Linked DNA regions of Homo sapiens: region 2 is linked to region 1. Evidence: chromatin loops called from intact Hi-C (ENCODE). Cell type or tissue: HCT116. All regions are shown on one strand. Each heading gives the region's core, and the rest is flanking DNA. Links, peaks and the distances in the headings are about the cores only.

Region 1 (12,612 bases), core at 2,724-10,723:
GGTCAAATGGTATTTCTAGTTCTAGATCTCTGAGGAATCGCCACATTGACTTCCGCAATGGTTGAACTAGTTTACAGTCCCACCAGCAGTGTAAAAGTGTTCCTATTTCTCCACATCCTCTCCAGTACCTGTTGTTTCCTGACTTTTTAATGATCGCCATTCTAACTGGTGTGTGATGGTATCTAACTGTGGTTTTGATTTGCATTTCTCTGATGGCCAGTGATGATGAGCATTTTTTCATGTGTCTTTTGGCAGCATAAATATCTTTTTTTGAGAAGTGTCTGTTCATATCCTTTGCCCACTTTTTGATGGGGTTGTTTTTTTTTTCTTGTAAATTTGTTTGAGTTCATTGTAGATTCTGGATACTAGCCCTTTGTCAGATGAGTAGATTGCAAAAATATTCTCCCATTCTGTAGGTTGCCTGTTCACTCCAGTGGTAGTTTCTTTTGCTGTGGAGAAGCTCTTTAGTTTAATTAGATCCCATTTGTCAATTTTGGCTTTTGTTGCCATTGCTTTTCGTGCTTTAGACATGAAGTCCTTGCCCATGCCTATGTTCTGAATGGTATTGCCTAGGTTTTCTTCTAGGGTTTTTATGGTTTCAGGTCTAACATTTAAGTCTTTAATCCATCTTGAATTAATTTTTGTATAAGGTGTAAGGAAGGGATCCAGTTTCAGCTTTCTACACATGGCTAGCCAGTTTTCCCAGCACCATTTATTAAATAGGGAATCCTTTCCCCATTGCTTGTTTTTCTCAGGTTTGTCAAAGATCAGATGGTTGTAGATATGTGGCATTATTTCTGAGGGCTCTGTTCTGTTCCATTGGTCTATATCTCTGTTTTGGTACCAGTACCATGCTGTTTTGGTACTGTAGCCTTGTAGTATATTTTGAAGACAGGTAGCGTGATGCCTCCAGCTTTGTTCTTTTGGCTTAGGATTGTCTTGGCAATGAGGGCTCTTTTTTGGTTCCATATGAACTTTAAAGTAGTTTTTTCCAATTCTGTGAAGAAAGTCATTGGTAGCTTGATGGGAATGGCATTGAATCTATAAATTACCTTGGGCAGTATGGCCATTTTCACGATATTGATTCTTCCTACCCATGAGCATGGAATGTTCTTCCATTTGTTTGTATCCTCTTTTATTTCGTTGAGCAGTGGTTTGTAGTTCTCCTTGAAGAGGTTCTTCACAACCCTCGTAAGTTGGATTCCTAGGTATTTTATTCTCTCTGAAGCAATTGTGAATGGGAGTTCATTCATGGTTTGGCTGTTTGTCTGTTACTGGTGTATAAGAATGCTTGTGATTTTTGCACATTGATTTTGTATCCTGAGACTTTGCTGAAGTTGCTTATCAGCTTAAGGAGATTTTGGGCTGAGACAATGGGGTTTTCTAGATATACAATCATGTCATCTGCAAACAGGGACAATTTGACTTCCTCTTTTCCTGATTGAATACCCTTTATTTCATTCTCCTACCTGATTGCCCTGGCCAGAACTTCCAACACTATGTTGAATAGGAGTGGTGAGAGAGGGCATCCCTGTCTTGTGCCAGTTTTCAAAGGGACTGCTTCCAGTTTTTGCCCATTCAGTATGATATTGGCTGTGGTTTTGTTATAGATAGGTCTTATTATTTTGAGGTATATCCCATCAATACCTAATTTATTGACAGTTTTTAGCATGAAGGGTTATTGAATTTTGTCAAAGGCCTTTTCTGCATATATTGAGATAATCATATGGTTTTTGTCGTTGGTTCTCTTTATATGCTGGATTATGTTTATTGATTTGCATATGTTGTACCAGCCTTGCATCCCAGGGATGAAGCCCACTTGATCATGGTGGATAAGCTTTTTGATGTGCTAATGGATTCGGTTCACCAGTATTTTATTGAGGATTTTTGTATCAAGACTTTTGAAGTCTTTTAACTAACTTGTTCACTTTACAGATAATAAAAAATAGGGCTGGCTTTGCCAATAACTTGACTAGTGTCAGAGATTGGCACCAGGTATTTTCCTTCTGTTTCTTTTAGTTTTATATTATTTCGTGTTAATTTTTTCTCTGCAGAAGTAAATAAGGCATTTAATGGGATGACATGCATGTATCAATATTATCTTTTTTATTATGTTTAAGTAACTCAGAAGAGAACTCTAGAAGTTGAAAAATAGTCCCACAAGCATCATGTTTTGTGGAAAATATCTCAATATTAAATGAAGAAAATCTTTGTTTTTCTAAGTGAAACAAGGTCTACAATATAGACATTGTAGAGTTAAAAAACACCAACTTAAATAATGATTTGACTTTCCATTTGTTTTCTCTTCTGCTATTCATAACTTCATCCTTTCTGTTGTTTGCAAAATTGTATTTCTCATATACAGATTTTATCACGCCATTTCTCAGATTACTTGATAGATGAATTTCATACCCTTTAATAGGACTTTGAAGATCTTTCACAGTAGCATCAACTGAATTTTCCTATCCCATTTTCTTAGAATTTTATCCCTCTGTCCTCCACATTCCAGCCACTTGGTCTTTCCTGGACACATTAGGTAATTTTATAGTCCTGTATTTTGGTAGATGCTAATCTATCTATTTAAAATGTCATTGTCTCTCTTCTCTATTATAAAAAAACTCTTTGTCAAATCTCACCTTATATTCCCAGGCAAAATGAGTTTCTCCCTCCTTAATGTTTTCATAGATCTTTGTTATAACATAATTTATATATATATATATATATATTTATATATATTTTGTTATACTGGTTTAATCCTAAAACAAATGTGTATGTTGTATAAAATCAGAAATATGTTTACTTGTTTCTATTCTGTGTTTATCTTTTAATCAAATCATAAACCATCCCTCCTAATTGGTTACATTTAATTCAGATTTGTATTTAGTTTTAATTTTTATCAAAATATTACATGTACATATATTTTAACTATACAGAAGCCAATTAGTTATAATCTCTTTCATATTGCTAAAAATTAAGACACAATTATTAAAAACACTTCAGAAAATTTAAACATGAGTGTTTTAAGGTTTTTTTTGTTTGTTTTAAGTTTACTGCCAGAAAAGAAAAAAAAAAGCAAGCCAATTCCAATTCTTCTTACTTGGAAATGGAGGATTTTATTATTATTGTTAGACAGGATATAAAACCATATAATGCCTGGTAACAATCTTAGACTTCTGACTAACATCTATCTGAGTAGATAACTAGATGATATCTGATTTCTTTTTGAAGTTTATCAGAAGGTGGCACTTTTAGAATTGCAAAGAGAGAAACGTGGAAAATCCTGACCTCCAAAATGTGGTGGTAAAACTGGCAGAATTGTCAACAACTATTTTGAAACTCTGGAAATTAAGCAAAGGCATACAATAAATTGAAAGCATTTATTCAAGAATTATTGAGCATTGGTTAGAAGAGTAGGGTCTGTGGCATTTAAATTTGGGACTGCATCCATTGTCTTTTCTTTCCTCCCTACCCTCCATGTCTTGGTAACAGTGAAGGCTAACAGTCTTCCTGCCACTTGAGGTGGTTGATCTAGTTTTGAGCTCCATGGAAAAGTCCTGGGACATTGTAGTCAGCAATTACAATATTGGTGGCCAGTCTTTGGAAAAGGCCAGCATCGTAGCTACCAGAGGCAGCAATAGTTGTTAGGGGAAACAGTAAACCAGCCAAAAATGTAAAAGATATATCTGGCCAATGATATTAGGCTTTGAAAGCTTTAATATATTCATGGGGATCTGAAAGGGTTCACACACTCAGGAGAGGTCAGAGATGGCCCCAGTTATCTACTGGTTCCTGGCTGAGCACAAGTCCTTACATAAACAGAAAGTGAAAGTCAAAGTAGCTTGTAAACTGCCTGAAACTTGAATATGTGATCCAATCCATGTACAGATCCCCTCAGCAAAAAGTGGAAGCCCTACTGACTCAAGATATTTAAGTAAAACCCCTGCCCAATTATTGGGTGGCCATCAAGGTATGCTGACCCAGGGTGACTCCTGGGAAGCCAGGCTTAAAAATGAGGAAAATAATTAAAAATAGAACATAGGCTTCAGTGGCTGCATACTCCTAGGAAGATAGAATTTATTTAATTAGTCCTGAAAAGTAATAAACAAGAGACAGAAAACAGCAATAACGCAACTCCTGAGGGTGGGGAAGTCAGAATCCAGAAAAGCTACAACGTATTATTTAAAGTGTCCAATTTTCAACAAAACCTCATGAAAAATGCAAAGAAAGAAGAAAATGTGGCCCATATAAAGAAAAAGTCAGTACAAACTGTCTCTGAGGTGGCTCAGGTGTTGGATGTAGTAAACAAAGACTTCATGTAAACTATTATAAGAATGTTCAAAAGAATTTTTAAAATGTTTGCTTTTTTCCTTTCTTTCTTTCTTTTTTTTTTTTTTTTGAGGCAGGGTCTCACTCTGTCACCCAGGCTGAAACACAGCAGCATGATCATGGCTCACTGCAGCCTCAGTCTCCCTCAGCCCCCCTGAGTAGCTGGGACCGTAGGTGCACATCACCATACCCAGCTAATTTTTAAATTTTATGTAGAGAAATCTCACTATGTTGCCCAGGCTGGTCTTGAACTGGGCTTATGTGAGATATCTCTGATTTTAGATTAGGGGAAGAATTGCACAAAAAATTAGGGGGACTACATAACCAAAGTTTCCTTTTATCTTGATAAAAGAGTGGAAAACTGACTGGAAAATAATAAAACTAAAAAAGAGTATTTGGAGGAACTTAACTTGCTAAAGGCCAATTGTCTTTCTCTATTAATTCTATAGTTCTATCCCTCATGGTTCATGCCATTTGGTTTGGATCATTTTCTTGAAATCCAATGGCTGTTTAGAAACTCTTGACACAAGGACAACTAGAAAATCATTCCAACAAAGAAATCATATGTCACCATCATTATAAGACTTATTGATTGGGAGCTGGTTTAAATATACTTCTCCTGAGTGTCTAGGCATAGATTTTAAAAAATAGTCTTTTCTTGTAATGAATTTTTATAAAGTGAGACAAAAAACTAGCTATTTTTCGAATGGATTATCTACTCTTACCATGTTTCTTGCAGGTCATTATGTTTTTTAAAACATTTTTCCAAAAAGGAAAGGAAAGAGTTTATGAAAATGTCAGTAATTTTAATAGTTTTAAAGTAGACAAGATAGATGCAAGTAAAATAAAGTATAAAAGCTGAAACAAATACAAAATATTTAACATTTTTATGCAGTTATAATATCCACGAGGTTAAAAGTTATAAATGTAAAAGTAGTTGGAATTAGACTTTTAGAACAGAAGGTAGAACAGAGGATAAGAAAAAAGCTACCTCTCTATAGCTGTAAGAATAAAATGGATTAGAAATATTTAAAAAAAGAATAAAAACATAAAGTTTGGAGGTTAGGAAAGATCACAGAAAAGCAAAAAGCAAAAAAATAAATCCTGGATGGAATTTGGTAAGGAATAATATTTTATAGAGGAAAAGCTCCCTCTAAATGTGTGGAACAGAGAGCTCAACCCTCTTATCCTTTTTCTTCATCTCACGTGTAAGTTTCCTGCCTTATTACAGGGACTATATATTTGCATAATAGGACTCAGATGAATAAGGAAGTGTCAATGAATATTATGATATTAAACATATTGTGAACTGTAAAAGACAAAATGAATGTGAGCTATTATTGCTATATGACTGTTAATTGCTGACAAAATAAATCAAAGGAAGCTGCTGTCCAAATTATTTAGTCATCTTCCTATTGGTAGTTAAAACAATGAATTTCCTTTGAAAGCAAGTAAATGGCTATCATAGAAAGAAGAATCAATATAAATCCTATTTAAATAACATAATTTTCAAAACTATATTAGAGAGTGCCAAGATGTCTGACTAGAAGCAGCTAGTGTGTGCTGCTGTCATGGAGAGGAGACAGAGTGGCAAGTAAACACTAGCTTATCAACTGGCCTGTCCAGGAGGACACATTGGGATTCATCAAGGAAGCAACATGACCCATGGAGAAGAGGGAAGACTGAGACAGGACAGTTGCCCACCTGGGATTGGTATAGAACCATGGTAGGCTCCCCACGGAGGGGAAACAGCAAGTGAGTGAGAGCTCCCAAGGTCCCACACTTCTGCCACAGATCTTTGCAACCCTGGGCACAGGAGATTCCCCCAACCCACTCCATCCAGGGCCTCCAGAATGACATGAAGAGCTGCATGGAGCCTGTGCAGAGCTGCTGTTCAGGTACATGCCAAATCCCAGGGCAATGGACTCCTGAACACCCCTATGCTAGCAGCTGTGTTTCTGCCAATAAAGGAGGCCAGGTTCTCTCACATGCCCCCAGGATAGGGGCCATATCCACAGTGCTGATAAGCAAGATGGACTGAGGGCCTAGCCTCCACTACACCTTGCCAGACAAAGTTCACTGGCATGGGATGCTAGCACAGCCAACCCACCCCTGCCTGAGCTCTCAGGCTGGTAGCAGCTCTGTATATCCCTGGGATGGGGCTCCCAGAGGTAACGGACAGGCCTGCTATTTATGCCACTCTACTGCCCTCAGGCTCGATAGGGAGCAATGAGCTTAAGGACTATTGCAGGCCTCCTGCACAGTGTAGCTTCCTTATACAAAAGCGACCAGATTGTTTTCCACATGGAATCCTGCCCCTGTGACTCCTCACTGGGCAGGGCCTCTCCACTTGGGCACCCAGCACAGTCACCCTGCCCCAACCTGAACCCTTCAGTTGATGATGGCTCTGCATTTCTCTGGGAAGGAAATTCCAGAGACAACTCACAGCCCCTCTGCCCTTGCTGCTGTAGTGGTACCACGGTTACTATCCTTAGGCTGGCAAAGAGATAAAGGGTCTGAGTGCTGTACTCACACCTCCAGCATGCCATGGCTGCCCTGTGAAGAAAAGACCAGTCTTTCTTGCCTGTGAGCCCCCTGCTCACTACTAGGCAGGGCACCTCGGCTTGGGCCTGCAACACAGGTGCTTCACCCTGGGCTAATCATACCAATTGGTGTGCTTCTCTGGAGTGGAGCCCCAAGAGATTAGTGAAAGGCCCTCTGCCATTGCCACTGCCAAGATCCTTGCCCCTGGTGCCTCCAAGCCAGGGAGGGAAGAAAAGGCATCAGCTTGCCCCAGGGCTATGATGCGCAGCCCGGAAATGCCAAGCTGAGATCTGCAGCCAGTGCTAGTGGGAAAGGAGCCCACACTCTCAGAGCACTGAGAGAGCATGGCTGCAAATACAAGGAAATACAGAGGTGCTGCATGGCTGAGCAAGAGCCCACCTACTGGCCATGATGCTTAAGTGCCATCTACTGGATTGCAGCCCAAACTTCAACACTGAAAATACTTGGCTAATATATCCCGCTGTGAAACCAAGCACAGGAATTCTGTCACAAATAAAGATGCTGCACAAAGCCTTGGCCCTCTGAAAACATCCAGAAATGAAGTCAACTGACTCTAGTCAAATTACACCATGGTTAAAGGAACATAGCCCACACACATGAGTAAGAACCAGCACAAAAAGCCTGGCAACTCTAAAAGCCAGAATGTCTTTTTACTTCCAAACAACCTCACTAGCTCCCCAGCAATGCTTATTCACCAGGATGAAATGGTTGAAATGACAGAATTCAGAATCTGCATGGAAATGAAGATTTTAGATATTCAGAATAATGCTGAAACCCATCCCAAGGAATATAAGGAATCCAGTAAAATGATGAAAGTGATGAAAGCTTAAGTAGCCATTTTAAGAAAGAACCAAATCTAGATGATACAGCTGAAAAACGCACTACAAGAATTTCATGACATAATTGGGAGTATTATCGGTTGAGGAAAGAATCTCAGAGCTTGAAGACCAGTGGTTTGAATTAACTCAGACAAAAATAAAAAAGAATTTTACAAAATGGACAAAACCTCAAAGAAATATGAGATTATGTTAATAGACCAAGTCTATGACTCACTGGCATCCCTGAAAGACAGGGAGAAAGAGCAAGCAACTTGGAAAACATATTGGAGGATATTGTCCACAAAAATTTCCCCAATCTCACTAGAGAGGTCAATACAAAAATCAGGACGGTGGCTCACGCCTGTAATCCCAGCACTTTGGGGGGCCGAGGCGGGCGGATCACGAGGTCAGGAGATCAAGACCATCCTGGGTAACACGGTGAAACCCCATTTCTACTAAAAATACAAAAAATTAGCTGGGTGTGGTGGCGGGTGCCTGTAGTCTCAGCTACTTGGGAGGCTTAGGCAGGAGAATGGCATGAACCTGGGAGGCAGAGCTTGCAGTGAGCCGAGATTGTGCCACTGCACTCCAGCCTGGGCAACAGAGCGAGACTCTGTCTCAAAAAAAAAAAATCAGGAAATTCAAAGTACCCTTGTGAGATATTATACAAGATGACTATCCCCAAGAGACATAGTTATCAGATCTTCCAAGGTCAATGCAAAGTAAAAAACACTAAAGGCAGCTAGAGTGAAGGGAAAGGTCACCTACAAAGTCAACCCCATCAAGCTAACGGTAGACCTGTCAGCAGAAACTCTACAACCAGAAGAGATTGGGGGTCTATATTCTGGAATTTTAAAGAAAAGAAATTAGAACCAAGAATTTCATATCCAACCAAACTAAGCTTCATAATCCAAAGAGAAATAAAATACTTTTTAGACAAGCAAATGCTAAGGGAATTTGTTACCACCGAGCCTGCCTTATAAGAAGTTCCTAAGGGGATGCTAAACATGGAAATGAAACACCATTACTGACCACCACAAAAACACACTCAAGTACTATTGACACTATAAAGCAAATACACAATCAAGTCTACATAACAACCAGCTAACCACACAATGATAGGATCAAATCCACACATATGAATATTAACCTTGAACAGAAATGGGTTATAGCTCCCACTTAAAAGGCACAGACCGTCGAGTCGGATAATAAAGCAAGACCTAACTGTATGCTATCTTCAAGAGACCCATCTCGCATGCAAGGACACCCATAGGCTTAAAGTAAAAGGATGGAGAAATATCTATCAAGCAAGTGGAAAGCAATAAAGAGCAGGGATTGCTATTCTTATTTCAGACGAAACCAACTTTAAACCAACAATAATCAAAAAGGACAAAGGGGGGCATTATATAATGACAAAGGTTCAACTCAACAAGCAGAGCTAACTCCCCTAAATATATACGCAACCAACACTGGAATGCCCAGACTCATAAAACAAGTTCTTAGAGACTTATGAAGAGACTTAGATAACTACACAATAACAGTGGGAGACTTCAACACCCCACTGACAGTATTGGACAGATCACTGAGGCAGAATACTAACAGATATTTGGGACCTAAACTTGACACTTGACCAAATGTACCTAACAGTCATCTATGGAACACTCCATCTAACCAAAACAAAATATACATTCTTCTCATCTGCACATGGCACATCCTCTAAAATTGACCACGCAATCAGCCATAAAGCAATTCTTAACAAATTCAAATAAAATGAAATCATACCAACTGCACTCTCAAACAACAGTGCAATAAAAATAGAAATCGATATCAAGAAGATCTCTCAAAACCATACAATTACATGGAAATTAAATAGTCTGCTCCTGAGTGACTTTTGGGTAAACAATAAAATTAAGGCAGAAATCAAGAAATTCTTTGAAAGTAATGAAAACAAAGATACAACATACCAGAATCTCTGGAACACAGCTAAAGCATTGTTAAGAAGGAAGTTTATAGTGCTAAACACTCACATAAAAAAGTTACAAATGTCTCAAATTAACAATCTAACGTCACACCTAGGGAAACTAAAAACAAGAGCAAACCAACTCCAAAGGTAGCAGAAGAAAAGAAGGAAACAAAATCGGAGCTGAACTGAACAAAACGCAGATGAGAAAAACCATAAAAAGATCAATGAAATGAAACGTTTGTTCTTAGAAAGAATAAATAAGATTGATAGACCACTAGGTAGACAAATAAAGAAGAAAAGGGACAAGATACAAATAAACATAATCAGAAATGACAAAGGGGAAATTACCACTAACCTCACAGTTATACAAAAAACCCTCAGAGACTATTACAAGCACCACTATGCACGCAAACTAGAAAATCTGGAAGAAACGGATAAATTTCTGGAAGCATGCAACCTTCTAAGATTGAACCAGGAAGAAATTGAAACCCTGAACAGACAAGTATTGAGTTCCAAAATTGAATCAATTATAAGAAAAACGACCAACGAACCAGAAAAGACTCTGCATGAGACAGATTCACAGCCAAATTCTACTAGACACATAAAGAAGAGCTGATAACCAATCCTACTGAAACTATTCTAAAAAAATCAAGGGGGAGGTACTCCTCCTTAACATGTTCTATGAGGCCAACGTCATTCTGATACCAAAACCTGGCAGAGACACAAGTGAAATAAGAACGCTTCAGGCCAATATCCCTGATGAACATAAATGCAAACATTCTCAAAAAAATACTAGCAAACTGAATCCAGGTGCATGTCAAAAAACTAAACCACCACAATTGAGTAGGCTTTTATTTCTGGGATGCAAGGTTGGTTCAACATACACAAATCACTAAATGTGATTCACCACATAAACAGAACTAAAAACAAAAGCACATGATCATCTCGATAGATGCAGAAAATCCTTTTGATAAAATTCAATATCCTTTTTGGTTAAAAACTTTGAACAGGGCCGGGCGTGGTGGTTCACACCTGTAATCCCAGCACTCTGGGAGGCTGAGGTGGCAAATCACGAGGTCAGGAGCTTGAGACTGGTCTGGCCAACATGGTGAAACTCTGTCTCTACCAAAATACAAAAAATTAGCAGGGCATAGTGGTGGGTGCCTGTAATCCCAGCCACTTGGGAGGCTGAGGCAGAAGAATCACTTGAACCCAGGAGGCAGAGGTTGCGGTGAGCCGAGATCGCTCCACTGCACTCCAGCCTGGGCGACAGAGTGAGTCTCCATCTCAAAAACAAAAAACAAAAAACGTTTCAACAAACTAGGCATCGAAGGTACATACCTCAAAATAAGAGTCATCTATTACAAACCCATAACCAACATCATACTGAATGGGGAAAAGCTGGAAATATTCCCCTTTGAAAACTGGAACAAGACAAGGATGCCCTCTCTCACCACTCCTGTTCAACATAGTATTGGAAGTCCTGGCCAGAGCAAGAGAAAGAAAGCACATCCAAATAGGAAGAGAGGAAGTCAAACTTATTTTCTTTACAGACAATGTAATACTATACCTAGAAAGCCCCATAGTATCTTCCCAGTGGCTCCCAGATTTCATAAACAACTTCAGCAAAGTTTCAGGGTACAAAATCAATGTACAGAAATCAGTAGCATTTCTCTACACCAATAATGTCCAAGCTGAGAGCCAAATCAAGAATGCAATCCCATTCACGATAGCCACAAAAAGACTAAAATATAGGAATACAACTAACTAGGATGTTCAAAGATCCGTACAAGGAGAACTATAAAACACTGCTGAAAGAAATCAAAGACAACACAAACAAATGGAAAAATATTCCATACTCATGAATAGGAAGAATCAATATAGTTAAAATGGCCATTCTGCCCAAAGCTATTTACAGATTTAATACTATCCTAATGAACTACCAATGACATTTTTCACAGACTTAGTAAAAACCACCATTCTAGAATTCATTTGGAACATCATCAACAACAAAAACCCTCAAGAGCCAAAGCAATCCTAAGCAAAAAGAGCAAAGCTGGAGGATGCCACTACCCAACTTCAAAATGTACTACAAGGCTCCTAAAACAGCATGGTACTGGTACATAAACAGACACAGAGACCAATGGAACAGAATAGAGAACACAGAAATAAAGGTGCACACCTACAGCCATCTGATCTTCAACAAAGCCACCAAAAACAAGCAATAGGCAAATTACTCCCTATTCAATAAATGATGCTGGGATAACTGGCTAGCTATATGTGGAATTGAAACTGGACCCCTACCTTTCACCATATACAAAAATCAACTTAAGATGGATTAAATATTTAAAAGTAAAATCTAAAGTATAAAAACCATAGAAGACAATCTAGGAAATACCATTCTGGATGTTGGCCCAGGCAAAGACACGATGGAGACTCTGAAAACAATCATGACAAAAACAAAAATTGACAAGTGGGACTTAATTAAACTAAAGCGTTCTGCACAGCAAAAGAAACTATCAACAGAGTACACAGACAACCTACAGAATAGGAGAAAATATTTGCAAACTATACGTCTGACAAAGGTCGATAAATAACTCAAACAAATCAGCAAGCAAAACAACCCCAAACAACCCCACTATAAAATGGGCAAAGGACATAAACAGACACTTTTTCAAGAGTGTCTTTTCAAAAGAAAACATACATGTGGCCAAAAAACATATGAAAAATGCTCAGTGTCACTCATTATTAGGGAAATTCAAATCAAAACCACAATAAGATGTTATTGCACACCAGCAAAAATGGCTATTTTAAAAAGTGGAAAAATAACAGATGCTGGTGTGGTTGCAGAGAAAAGGAACTCTTAAACACCGCTGGAGGGAATGTAAATCACTTCAGCCATTGTGGAAAGCAGTGTGGCAATTCCTCAAAGAAGTTAAA
Region 2 (12,612 bases), core at 2,708-10,707, 100 kb before region 1:
AAGTAAACGTGTGCCATGGTGGTTTGCTGCATAGATCATGCCATCACCTAGGTATTAAGCCCAGCATGCATTAGCTATCCTTCCTGATGGTCTCCCTCTTCCCCCACCACCCACAGATAGGCCTCAGTGTGTGTTGTTGTTCCCTGCCGTGTGTCCATGTGTTCTCATTGTTCAGCTTCCACTTATAAGTGAGAACATGCAGTGTTTGGCTTTCTGATCCTGCGTTAGTTTGGTGAGGATAATGGGCTCTAGCTCCATCCATGTCCCTGCAAAGGACTTGATCTTATTCTTTTTTATGGCTGCATAGTATTCTGTGATGTATATGTACCATATTTTCTTTATCCAGTCTATCATTCATGGGCATTTAGGTTGATATCATGTCTTTGCTATTGTAAAGTGTTGCAGTGAACATACGTGTACATGTATCTTTATAATAGAATGATTTATATTCCTTTGGGTAATGGGATTGCTGAGTCAAACAGTATTTCTGTTTCTAGGTCTTTGAGGAATTGCCACATTGTCTTCCACAATCGTGAAACTAATTTACACTCCTACCAAGGTGTAAAAGCATTCCTTTTTCTCCACAACCACTCCAGCATCTGTAGTTTTTTGACTTTTTAATGATAACCATTCTGATTGCTGTGAGATGGTATCTCTTAGTGTTTTTTATTTGCATTTCTCTAATCATCAGTGATGATGTGCTTTTTTTCATAATTTTTTGGCCACATGTATGTCTTCTTTTGAGAAGTGTCTGTTCATATCATTTGCCCACTTTTTAATGTTTTTTTTCTTGTAAATTTGTTTAAGTTCCTTGTATATGATGAATATTAGAACTTTATCACATGGATCGATTGCAAAAATTTTCTCCCATTCTGTAGGTTGTCTGTTCACTCTGATGATAGTTTTTAGCTATGCAGAAGCTCTTTAGTTTGACTAGATCCCATTTGTCAATTTTTGCCTTTGTTGCAATTGCTTTTGGCATCTTTGTCATGAAAACTTTGCACATGCCCATGTCCTAAATGGTATTGCCTAGGTTGTCTTTCAGGATTTTTATAGTTGTTGGGTTTTACATTTAAGTCTTTAACCCATCTTGAGTTGATTTTTGTATGTGGTGTAAGGAACGAGTCCAGTTTCATTCAGTCTTCTCCATATGGCTAAGCAGTTATCCCAGCAGCATTTATTGAATAGGGAATCCTTTCCCAATTGCTTGTTTTTGTCAGGTTTGTTGAAAATCAGATAGCTGTAGGTGTGTGGTCTTATTTCTGGGCTCTCTATTCTGTTCCATTGGTCTATGTGTCTATTTTTATACCAGTACCATGTTGTTTTGGTCATGGTAGCCCTGTTGTACAGTTTGAAGTCTGGTAACATGATGCCTTCAGCTTTGTTCTTTTTGCTTCCAATTGTCTTGGCTATTCATTCTCTTGTTTGGTTCCATGTGAATTTTAAAATGGCTTTTTCTAATTCTGTGAAGAATGTCAGTGGTAGTTTAATGGGAATAGCATTGAATCTATAAATTGCCTTGGGCTGTATGGCCATTTTCACAATATTGATTCTTCCTATCCATGAGCATGGAATATTTTTCCATTTGTTTTCGTTATCTCTGATTTCTTTGAGCAGTAGTTTGTAGTTCTCCTTGAAGAGGTTCTTCACTTCGTTAGCTGTATTTCTAGGTATTTGATTCTTTTTGTGGCAACTGTGAATGGGAGTTCATTCATGATTTGGCTCTTGGCTTGCCTATTGTTGGTGTATAGAAATGCTAACAATTTTTGCACACTGATTTTGTATCCTGAGACTTTGCTGAAGTTGTATACTAACTTAAGAAGCTTTTGGTCTGAGACAATGGGGTTTTCTAGATATAGGATCATGTCATCTGCAAACAAAGATAGTTTGACTTGAAATGGAGCATTTAAGAAAATAAAAAATAAAGTATTCATTAATGTTAGTACAGTTACCATGGATTTTAAAAATAAAAGTTGACTCTTACTTCAAACCACACACAATACATTTTAGATAAAAGAACTAAATGTAAAACATAAACAAACCAAAACAAAATAAATGCTAACTACAGCCATATCAAAACAAAAGCACAAAAAATTAATGTAGGATTGTGATCAGGAAAGCCCACTTCACCAAAACAAAAAATCCTGAAGTAATTCAGGAAAAGTCTAATTAATATAATCTCATTAAAGCAAACACTGCTTATGGAAAACAAATAAATGTTGGGAAAAATATTTGCAACATGGAAGTAAAAAGAAATTTAAAAAATTACTACACACCATTAAGAAAAGCTCATCAAAAGAAGATATGCAGACTAGAGATTACAGTATCAAATATAAGAATAAGGAATATTCAGGACAGACAATTGGAATACTAAAGGGATTATGGAACCAGGTTTTTGACAGTGACATCACTCTTTTTAAAATGACATCTATTCTTAGAACAAAGAGCTAATTTTAAATAAGAAGTGCAAATTATCTTTTTAAAAAGCCTTATTTTTCACCTTTGTCAATGGTCAAACGGGGGCATTGACAAAATCCTATTTAATGCAACCAAAATTTGATATGAAAAACAAAAGTGTAAACCTTTTAGAAGAGGCTTCTAGAAATTCCATTCCAGAAAGACTTTAAGAAGATAATTTATAACCATTTATGCATTATAATAGATCTTTAAAATGAACTAAAAATGTATGTTTTTCCAGTGCATGACATGTTTACAGGTAAGGAGTTGTATAGATTGTATCTCAAGCTCCCTCCAAGACATCATCATATCAATAATCTTTATTCCCAGATTCTGGCCTACACAATCAAGTGTCAATTATCCAATCTAATGGAAGGCTACATGTATGCATATGTGCAAAAATAACAATAACTTCACTATCCAAATTATATTTTATTCATGTTATTAACATTAGTTTATATTCCTGCAGCTAACCACTGGTAATAAATGTACCTTAAACCATTACCTATCAAAGCATCTCATTCTATGTAAAGAAGAAGTGAGCTAGATGCATCCTGATGCAATGAGACATGAACATGCAATATTATGTTTTTCTTGGAAAATTCAAAGGAACTATATTTGAGTTGGAAGTGCTTAGCATTGGGGCTTAATATATGCAAGGTTTAAAAAATGTTTTTTTTTAAGTAGAGACAGGGTCTCTCTCTGTTACCCAGGCCTAAGTGCAGTGGCATGACCACAGCTCGCTGCAGCCTTGAACTTCTGGGCTCAAGGTATCCTCCTGCCTCAGTCTCCTGAGTAACTGGAACTACAGGCACTTGCTGCCATGCCTGGCTAATATTTTATTTTTTGTAGAGATGGGGTCTCGCTACGTTGCCCAGACTGGTCTCAAACTCCTGGGCTGAAGTGATGCTCCTGCCTTGGCCTCCCAAAGTGCTGGGATTACAGGCATGAGATACCACGTCCAGCTCAAGTTTCAATTATAGCATTACCATTTACTAGCTTGGAATTTTCACTACCTGTAAATAAAATTGAAGTCATTTTCCTCTTTGATGAAAATACTTATGTCCTAATGAGGAGAAGTGTATTTTTTTGCAATAGTTGTATTTTACTGTGAACTAACATATATTTGACTTTTCAAAAGGCTTTTATGCCTTTCAGATATTGAAAATGAGATTTAGAATGAAACTGAGTAAGTCGGTTAAAGCTTTATTAAGGAAAGACTTGGGAAAACCTTGAAATGCCAGAAAGCCCTGTAAGAAAAAGTGCAGAAATGGAATTGAAATCTGCATCTGCCACTGTCATAATTAAATTTTCTTTGGCATAACCAAATAAAGTTTTCAATACAGCTTTATTCATGCCATTGTGCTTGGCACTGAATAAGTCAGACTGAAGAGCCTCTTGTTTATGTCTCTCTAGTCTTTCAATCAGAGCTGACCATACTGTCTACAAAGGAGATCAAAGTACATTAATGGGAACATATCTATAGTAAAATAGTAAATGCCATATGTATTTGATACAGGTAAAAATAGTTACTTTCAACATGATCATGTTTGGTATTTTTTTAAAAAAACTTCAACTTTTAGTCTAGATACAGGGGTATGTGTGCAGGTTTTTACATGGGTATATTGCATCCAGATAGTGAGCATAATATCCAATAGGTAGTTTTTCAACCATTGACCTCCCCTCCTCCACCTTCTAGTAGTCTGCAGTGTCTACTATCCCCATGTTTATGTCCATGTGTGCTCAATGTTTAGCTCCCACTAGTAAGTGACAATGTGTGGTATTTAGTTTTCTGTTGCTGCATTAGTTTGCTTAGGATTATGGGCTGTAGCTCCAAACATGTTGCTGCAGAAGGCATGATTTCATTCTTTTTTGTGGCCACATAATATTTCATGTTGTGTATATACCAGATTTTCTTTGTCCAATCCATCATTATAGGCACCTAGGTTGTTTCTATATCTTTGATATTGTGAATAGCACTGTGATGAACATAAAGTGCATGTATCTTTTTGGTAAAATGGTCTATTCTCCTTTGGATATATTGCCTGCAATTGGATTGCTGAATTGAACGGTAGTTCTGTTTTCAGTTCTTTGAGAAATGTTCAAACTCCTTTCCATAGTGTGCGTCATGTCCTTTCCTTTCCAAAGCTTTCTCAAGAGAGTGAGGCACTTTGTTTTTTCAGATAAACTTCTGACAAGTTACTGAGTATTAAGAAAGTCACACTGCTATCCTCATTTGTTTATGAAGTACCAAGAAAGTTGGAAATCTTTTTCTAAGGAAATCTATTATTTCTACAATGACTTTGACACAATTGAACAACCCTGTTTGGTTTAATTGAGGATACTACGTGATATGGCTTGGCTCTGTGTCCCCACCCAAATCTCATGTTGAATTGTAATCCCTAGTGTTGGAGGTGGGACCTGGTGGGAGGTGATTGGATCATGGGGGTGATTTCTGATGGTTTAACACCACTCCCTAGTCCTATCTTGTGATAGAGTTCTCACAAGATCTGGTTGTTTAAAAGTGTGTGGCATCTCCCTCTTTGTCTTCCTCCTGCTCCAACCGTTTAGGACACGCTGGCTTTCCATTTGCCTTGCGCTGTGGTTGTAAGTTTCCTGAGTCCTCTCCAGCCATGCTTCCTGTACAACCTGTGGAACTGTGAGCCAATTAATACGCTTTTCTTCATAAATTACGCAGTCTCAGGTAGGTCTTTATAGCAATGTGAAAATGAACTAATACACTATGCATAGGTATTAAAAATATGTGACAATTTATTTATAATGCCATAGACATTTTCTCTCTACAATTGTGTATAGTAAGTTTATTAATATATTTGATTAGCACAGAATTGAACTAGGGTGAAGTCTGTTTTAGGACTATAAAAAACATGTTTCACTACCTATAAATAAACTAAAGCACTAGATGTTTGTGAGGAAGTTAGCTCGTTGATTGTTTATTTGACAAGGAAGACTGACCACCTTAGGTCTCTAATGACTGCCAAAGTATAATGGTTCCTGTCCTCTGTCTTCAATTTAAGTCAGAAGAGTTCCTTTCATGGTAGTTCCTTTCATAAACTCCCTGTGGCTGAACCTGACCAAAAACACAAAGAACAATACATCACTCTCCTATCCACCGACAGTGACAATTTTCTAGCCAGTTAGGTAATACCATCCAGTTTATTACTCAGGTTTCTGCATCTTTTAATTTGGGGTTGCCACATTCTTTTCAGTGAAAGGTGAAATGTTTAATAATTTCTTTCAGTAATCTATAACCTGCAATTATCCTTCAGCCAGAATCAAACTGTTTCTCAAATAGAGTCTTGTTATATTTGTTTAACTTTCCATAGAACACTTGATTTCTTTCTTGTAATTCTGTAGAACAGTGTAAGCACAAGTACACAGAACTCTCACTGCATCATTTATGCATAAATATAATAGGTTATGAAACTGGTCTCTTTAATGTACCCAGACATCCCTTCACCCTCCAGGTGGTGCTAGAGCATTTAACATGCTTCTTCTTAGGTGGTCTAGTGGCTTGTTTGAAGACTAACACTGTGAGGTAAGAGATATATAGATACTTACATCACTTTTTTAACAATGAAAAAGGAATTAACTCAAGAATATATGATTATTAAGAAGCTAAATTTAGCCTTTAATAATCATAAGAAGATTGCTCTAAGTCCGGCTAAATTCTCTGAAAACTTAGAACTCATAGAATTCTTACTGAATTTAAAAAAGGAATCACAATGCAAAATAAAATCTGATCAAGATTTGTCTCTAAACCAATGAGTATGCTGAGTGCCTCTCAGAATTCCTGAGAGATTTGAGATATGTCTATTCTTTGAAACTCCTCATATCCTAAAAATGGGGAGCTATCAAACCAGGGTAGCCAACAACATTGTGATATGCTTTACATACTTATATTTGTCAAATGAAGACTTTTAATACATATACAAGTCTCTGACTATGTCGATAAAAACTCCTTTGGTAATAATGGCAAAAGGCTACATCTGAGGCTCCTTGTGGCTTGTGGAGCCCTGTGGTTGTGTTTTGCATGAAAGCTAGCACACAGGCTTAATCTCCTCTGCTGCTTGCTTAGAATATATCAATAGGCAAGGGGCCTTGTTTATCTTGCATTCAGCTGCTGTAAGAGTGAACTTGGAATAAAATACTTGACGTTCTTGAAAGGAACTGAGCCATGTAATCTCTTCCATTTGAACCATGTGTGGCATATGATCATTCTTATACAAAGATTCTAGGGCCCTGGGCACTTAGCCTTTCTCCTCTGATTTCCATCCAAATGACTGTGTTTGAGAAAAAGAGGTAAGGCCATTCCAGTTAGGAAGTTATATATTTTATTTGAGTTGGAAGTGCTTAGCATTGAGGCTTAATATATATATTTATATATTTTAAGAATAGATTTTCTCATAATTGATATTTTATGACTAAAAATAACAATAAGATAATATAGGATAACAATAATAAATAATAATATATAGGATAATAATATTTTGGAAATATTATTTAATTGATGTCTCAAGAAAATAAGATTAAAATTACTTCAGCACAAGGCATTGAGGTTCTGTTTGGTTTTTTTGCCTGTTAATTTAATTATGAGCAATATAGTTAGGGAAGCAAATTAATCACCATATTTAAAGAGCTGACATTTAAATATAGCATTTATAATAAAAGTAATCATCAGTCTAGAAGTTAGAGTAAAATTAATCTTTTATAAAGGATTTTCAGCAGCCATGACCATCACTGCTATGTAGAAAAATTTCTACATATTTATAATGAAATTAGAAATACCCAACCAATCAACCACAAAAGTTAACCTCATAAGCTCAAAGTCCCTTTGGCCAATCATTACCTGAGAGGACAGTAAAGTTTCTAAGAACACCCTAAAAGTATTCCTTACGAACAATATTAAGTACTGATTTAGAGGTGTTCTGCAGGTTAAGAGGTTAAACTAGATTAGCATACTTGATATCTGTTTCAGAGAAATATGTTTAATCATTGAATACCTTCTATGGTCAATGGCACATTTTTTCAAACTAGAATAAATTTTAGAATGTGCACTATGTAATATCAAAAATTTGAAAAATGTTTTCTTCTGTTTTTAATTGGGGTATTAAGACAAAGAGGAAAGTATAGTAGTCCTTGTTTTATTTAAGTAATTCTAGATTGTCTAAACTATGGCAAAATTCAAGTTATATCCCCAATGAAGGAATATAAATGAAGAAAATAAAACATACAGTTCACGTCCTACAAATAAAGTTTACATATGTTTAGTTATTATGTTGTCTTTTAGGTTCCTTTTAAATGACCAAGAGGGTTATATGTAACAAAAACATAATTGCTGCAATGAATAAAATTGAGGCTAAATCACTGGGTATATAGATTATCATTTTCTTAGAATAAATTTTAGAAACAGAGTTGATGCAACCAAAATATGCATATTTTAAAGCAGTAAATCCAAATGGATAAAACATACTCCTGAGAATTGTAATCATTTCATGTTCTCTCTGGATTGTGTGAGATAGCCATCTCTCTGGACAAAGTGTGGGCATTTTTTGATCATGTTAATTTAAATTTGGACAATATATAAAAAGGCAAATAACAGAAAACTGACTGGCCATATGCAGAAAACAGAAACCGGACCCCTTTTTTACACCATATACAAAAATTAACTCAAGATGGATTAAAGACTTAAAAATAAGACCTAAAACCATAAAAACCCCAGAAGAAAACCTAAGCAATACCATTCAGGACATAGGCATGAGCAAAGCCTTCATGACTAAAACACCAAAAGCAATGGCAACAAAAGCCAAAATTGACAAATTAGATCTAAGTAAACTAAAGAGCTTCTCCACAGCAGAAGAAACTATCATCAGAGTGAACAGGCAACCTACAGAATGGGAGAAAATTTGTGCAATCTATCCATCTGACAAAGGGCTAATATCCAGAATCTACAAAGAACTTAAACACATTTACAAGAAAAAAAACAACCCCATAAAAAAGTGGGCGAAAGATATAAACAGACAGTTCTCAAAAGAAGACATTCATGCGGCCAACATATATATGAAAAAAGCTCATCATCACTGGTCATTACAGAAATGCAAATCTAAACTACGATAAGATACCATCTCATGCCAGTTAAAATGGTGATCATTAAAAAGTCAGAAAACAACAGATGCTGGAGAGAATGTGGAGAAATAGCAATGCTTTTACACTGTCGGTGGGAGTGTACATTAGTTCAGCCATTGTGGAAGACAGTGTGGCAATTCCTCAGGGATCTAGAACTGGAAATACCATTTAACCCAGCAATCCCATTACTGGGTACATACCTAAGGGATTATAAATCATTCTACTATAAAGACACATGGACACATATGTTTACTGCAGTACTGTTCACAATACCAAAGACTTGGAACCATCTCAAATGTGCATCAATGATAGACTGGATAAAAGAAATATGGAACATATACACCATGGAATACTATGCAGCCATAAAAGAGGATGAGTTCATGTCCTTTGCAGGGGCATGGATGAAACTGGAAACCATCATTCTCAGCAAACTAACACAAGAACAGAAAACCAAACACTGCATGTTCTCACTCATAAGTGGGAGTTGAACAATGAGAACACATGGACACAGGGAGGGGAACATCAAACACCAGGGCCTGTTAGGGCGTGGGGCCTAGGGGAAGGATAGCACTAGGAGAAATACTTAATGTAGATGACAGGTTAATGGGTGCAGCAAACCACCACGGCACGTGTATACCTATGTAACAAACCTGCGCGTTCTGCACATGTATCCAAGAACTTAAAGTATAATTTAAAAAATTTTTTTAAAAAAGAAGAGAACAGAAAAAAAGATGTTTTACCATTGTTAATAATATAGTATACCTCAAGGAAAAGAGATGTATTGAAGAGAATATTCAATGCACTCAGAGTATGTGCTAATGACTATAAAATGTTCATAAGAAGCTAAAGGAGAAAAATCACTCATTTTAATGGATTTGCTATATTGCATCTACATGGAAAGAGAGAGTGGTACTCCTTACTTTGTTTTATGTTAATACATGAGTACCCTTTAATGAATGAAATAGCCTCTGCTAAATATCATAAGCATAAAATATTGAAAATAGAGATATTTGCTGTTTGCTTCAGAGCTATGAAAATGACGTTTCATTACTGGCTATTATCTGGTTTTATATGATAGAAGTAAACCAAATATGAGACTATAAATACTGAATTGTGTTAATGTGAAGAGAATAGAAAAATTGGTGCTTTTAATTCACAGATGTGCAGCTCTGTTAAAGATTGCATTTTATTTTTAGGTGGCTTATTATTCAGAGCTTAATGCTGAAAACTAGAAAATCTTTCTAGTTATCTTAGTTTGGCAAAAATCAACACTTAACTCACTTTTCAATTCTTCTTCCATTGAAATAAGTATGGGAGTTGTGTGATGTGGGGCAGTAAAAAGAATGTGGGGATTTGGAATCAGAAAAACTTGGGTACAAATTTTGAACCTGGCATTTATTAAATGTGTAAATTTGATCAATCTTGTATGTAAAATAGCACATTAATACATATTGATTTACCAAGATTTGTTTGTAAATCAGAGTAGGTAAAAGCTTATGATTCTTAAGTGATGCAAAATTGACTATATTAATCAAGGTAGGGTAAGTGATATAAATAGAAAATCCTAAAATTTCAGTTACTTAATACAACAAAAGCTTGTGATATGATTTAACTCTGTGTCCCTACCCAAATCTCATCTCAAATTATGATCCCCATAATCTCCACGTGTCAAGGGAGGGACCAGGTGGGAAGTGGCTGGATCATGGTGGTGGCTTTTCCCATGCTGTTCTTGTGATGGTGAGTGAGTTATCATGAGATCTGATGGTTTTATAAAGCGGTTTTCTCTGCTCTTGCTTGCTTTCTCTTGCCTGCCACCATGTAAGATGTGCCTGCTTCTCCTTCTGCCATGATTGTAAGTTTCCTGAGGCCTCCCCAGCCATGCAGAACTGTGAGTCAATTAAACCTCTTCTCTTTATAAATTACCCAGTCCCAGGTAGTTCTTATAGCAGTGTGAAAATGGACTAATACAGCTTATTTCTTGATTATGTGATGGATGTAAATCACTAGGTTGAGGGAGGCATCTGTTGGCTCTGTCATCCCCTACATCAGAGTCTTCTGGTAGCTGGAAGACACAAAGCAAAGAAAACATGGAATTAGGTGGGAGGTTTTAGTGAGCCAAGCCTGAATGTTGCATATATCACATGCATTTATCTTCCATCAGCCAAATTCAGTCACATGGCCATACAAATAGACTAGCTGTGTACTCAATAAAAAGATGAAATAATTTCAGTCTCTGCTCATTCACTAAGTGACCTGAGCAAATTTAACTGATGTAAGTAATCTAAGGTGATTGACCTAGGCCAGTTTAGCTATTCACAAATATTAGTCTCTCTCTCTCTCTCTCTCTCCTTTCTTTCCTTTCTTTTTGGCAGAGTCTCACTGTCACCCAGGCTGGCATGATCTCAGCTCACTGCAACCTCTGCCTCCCAGGTTCAAGCAATCCTCCCACCTCAGTCTCCCTAGTAGCTGGGATTACAGGTGCTTGCCACCACGCCCAGCTAATTTTTCTATTTTTAGTATAGTCGGGATTTCACCACGTTGGCCAGGATGGTCTCGAACTCCTGGCCTCAGGTGATCCACCAGCCTCAGATTCCCAAAGTGCTGGGATTACAGGTGTGAGCCACCACACCTGGCCAGTTTTCTTAAAACTAGATATTAGTAGTCTATAATCACAGTGATTATAAGTGAGAACACGTGGTATTGGTTTTCTGTTCCTATGTGAATTAGCTTAGGATGATGGCCTGCTAAGCTGGAGAGCTACATCCATGTTGCCGCAAAGGACATGATTTAGCATTTTGTATGGCTGCATAGTATTCCATTTTATGTATGTATCACATGTTTTTTATCTAATCCACTGTTGATGGGCACCTAGGTTGATTTACTGGAGTTAATTCTTAAGAGATGTATTTCTGTATCTTCTGGTTTTAATATTCTGGAGACTTGATTCAGATAAAGATTTGCTAGATTGTATTTATTTCTTTAACTCCTTCTACTTACCCCAAAATTTCAAGTAATTAATATCAGGTATAAGATTATGTTACATACTGCTTTTTGAAAGCACTAAGCTTGTCATTAATTTTCTTACTTTTTCTTCGTAAAGAAAGAATATATGAAAAAGAATCATAAATTCAACAACTATTTATTGAGTGCCTACTGTGTGGTAGGAATTGCTTTATATGCTGGGAAGTTAGCAATGAGCAAGAGTGAGAAGAATTTTACTTTCATGGGGCTCACTTTCTACTGATAGGAGGTGGAAAAGGAACAACATATAAGTGAGCAGGCATGCACATAGACAAAAATGCCAGAACATAAAATAAAATAGGGTGGAGTGTCAAGGAAACTTGTTGAAGGTGAATGCTGGTTGAGGAAGAAATAATTAACCTGAGATGTGCATGATAAGAAGTCAGGTATGTGAAATTAGATGGGGGAAACAGCTAATGCGAAAGCTATAAGGGAGGCATAGTACAGGAACAACAGCCATCCCTTTCCTCAAGCAAAAAGGGGTAGAAAGTAAAAAACAGAAATGTAGCTGAGTGGAGCAATGTAGGAGATGCACTGGAAGCAGGTGATATGTTTTATGTTAATACATGAGTACCCTTATATCAGATGATACAAGGCATTGTAATCTATCTTCCAAAACACTCTTCTGGACAATTGCACAATTTAACCAACACTTCCTTTTTAGGATATGTTTGTGTGAATGCTTTCACTGTTCCTTATGCACTTTATAGATACCATTTTCTCCTTCTGGCTGCATTTTCTTGGGTTGTTAATCTACGTCCAGTTTTGAATGTCTGAAAGCTCTGTGACCCGATGAACACACTTACATATCATTCCCAGTCACTTCTTGGCTCATTTACACCTACCAAAAGATGGTGAGCATTAGGCATCTGTGCACCTTATTGATACATATTATACATATTATCATAATCACTTTTCACACTGAGTTGAAAGGTTTGTGATGTGACACTGGTTCTTTAGCCTATAAGCAAAGTTTGGCTCTTGTAC

The links. Peaks named below come from ENCODE experiments on the same cell type or tissue, not always from the same donor. Only the 100,000 strongest peaks of a DNase experiment are listed, where the experiment ranks them.
Region 2: a loop joins it to region 1, with 4 times the contacts of the local background. A loop is called at or near these places in 3 of 110 quality-filtered maps.

The regions. Positions count from the first base shown.
Region 1 is chr5:102,445,122-102,457,733 of GRCh38, reverse strand. The region is part of intron 6 of SLCO6A1 (solute carrier organic anion transporter family member 6A1); the gene reads left to right. Among named protein-coding and RNA genes, the nearest start is that of SLCO6A1, 48 kb to the left of the region's middle. RefSeq lists an enhancer at 3,711-3,770. In HCT116, for the core only: CTCF peaks have their summits at 7,099 and 7,299 (motif pointing left); a DNase peak (open chromatin) is centred at 7,273.
Region 2 is chr5:102,548,261-102,560,872 of GRCh38, reverse strand. No RefSeq gene overlaps it. Among named protein-coding and RNA genes, the nearest start is that of LINC00492, 27 kb to the left of the region's middle. In HCT116, for the core only: a CTCF peak has its summit at 5,928 (motif pointing right); a DNase peak (open chromatin) is centred at 5,972.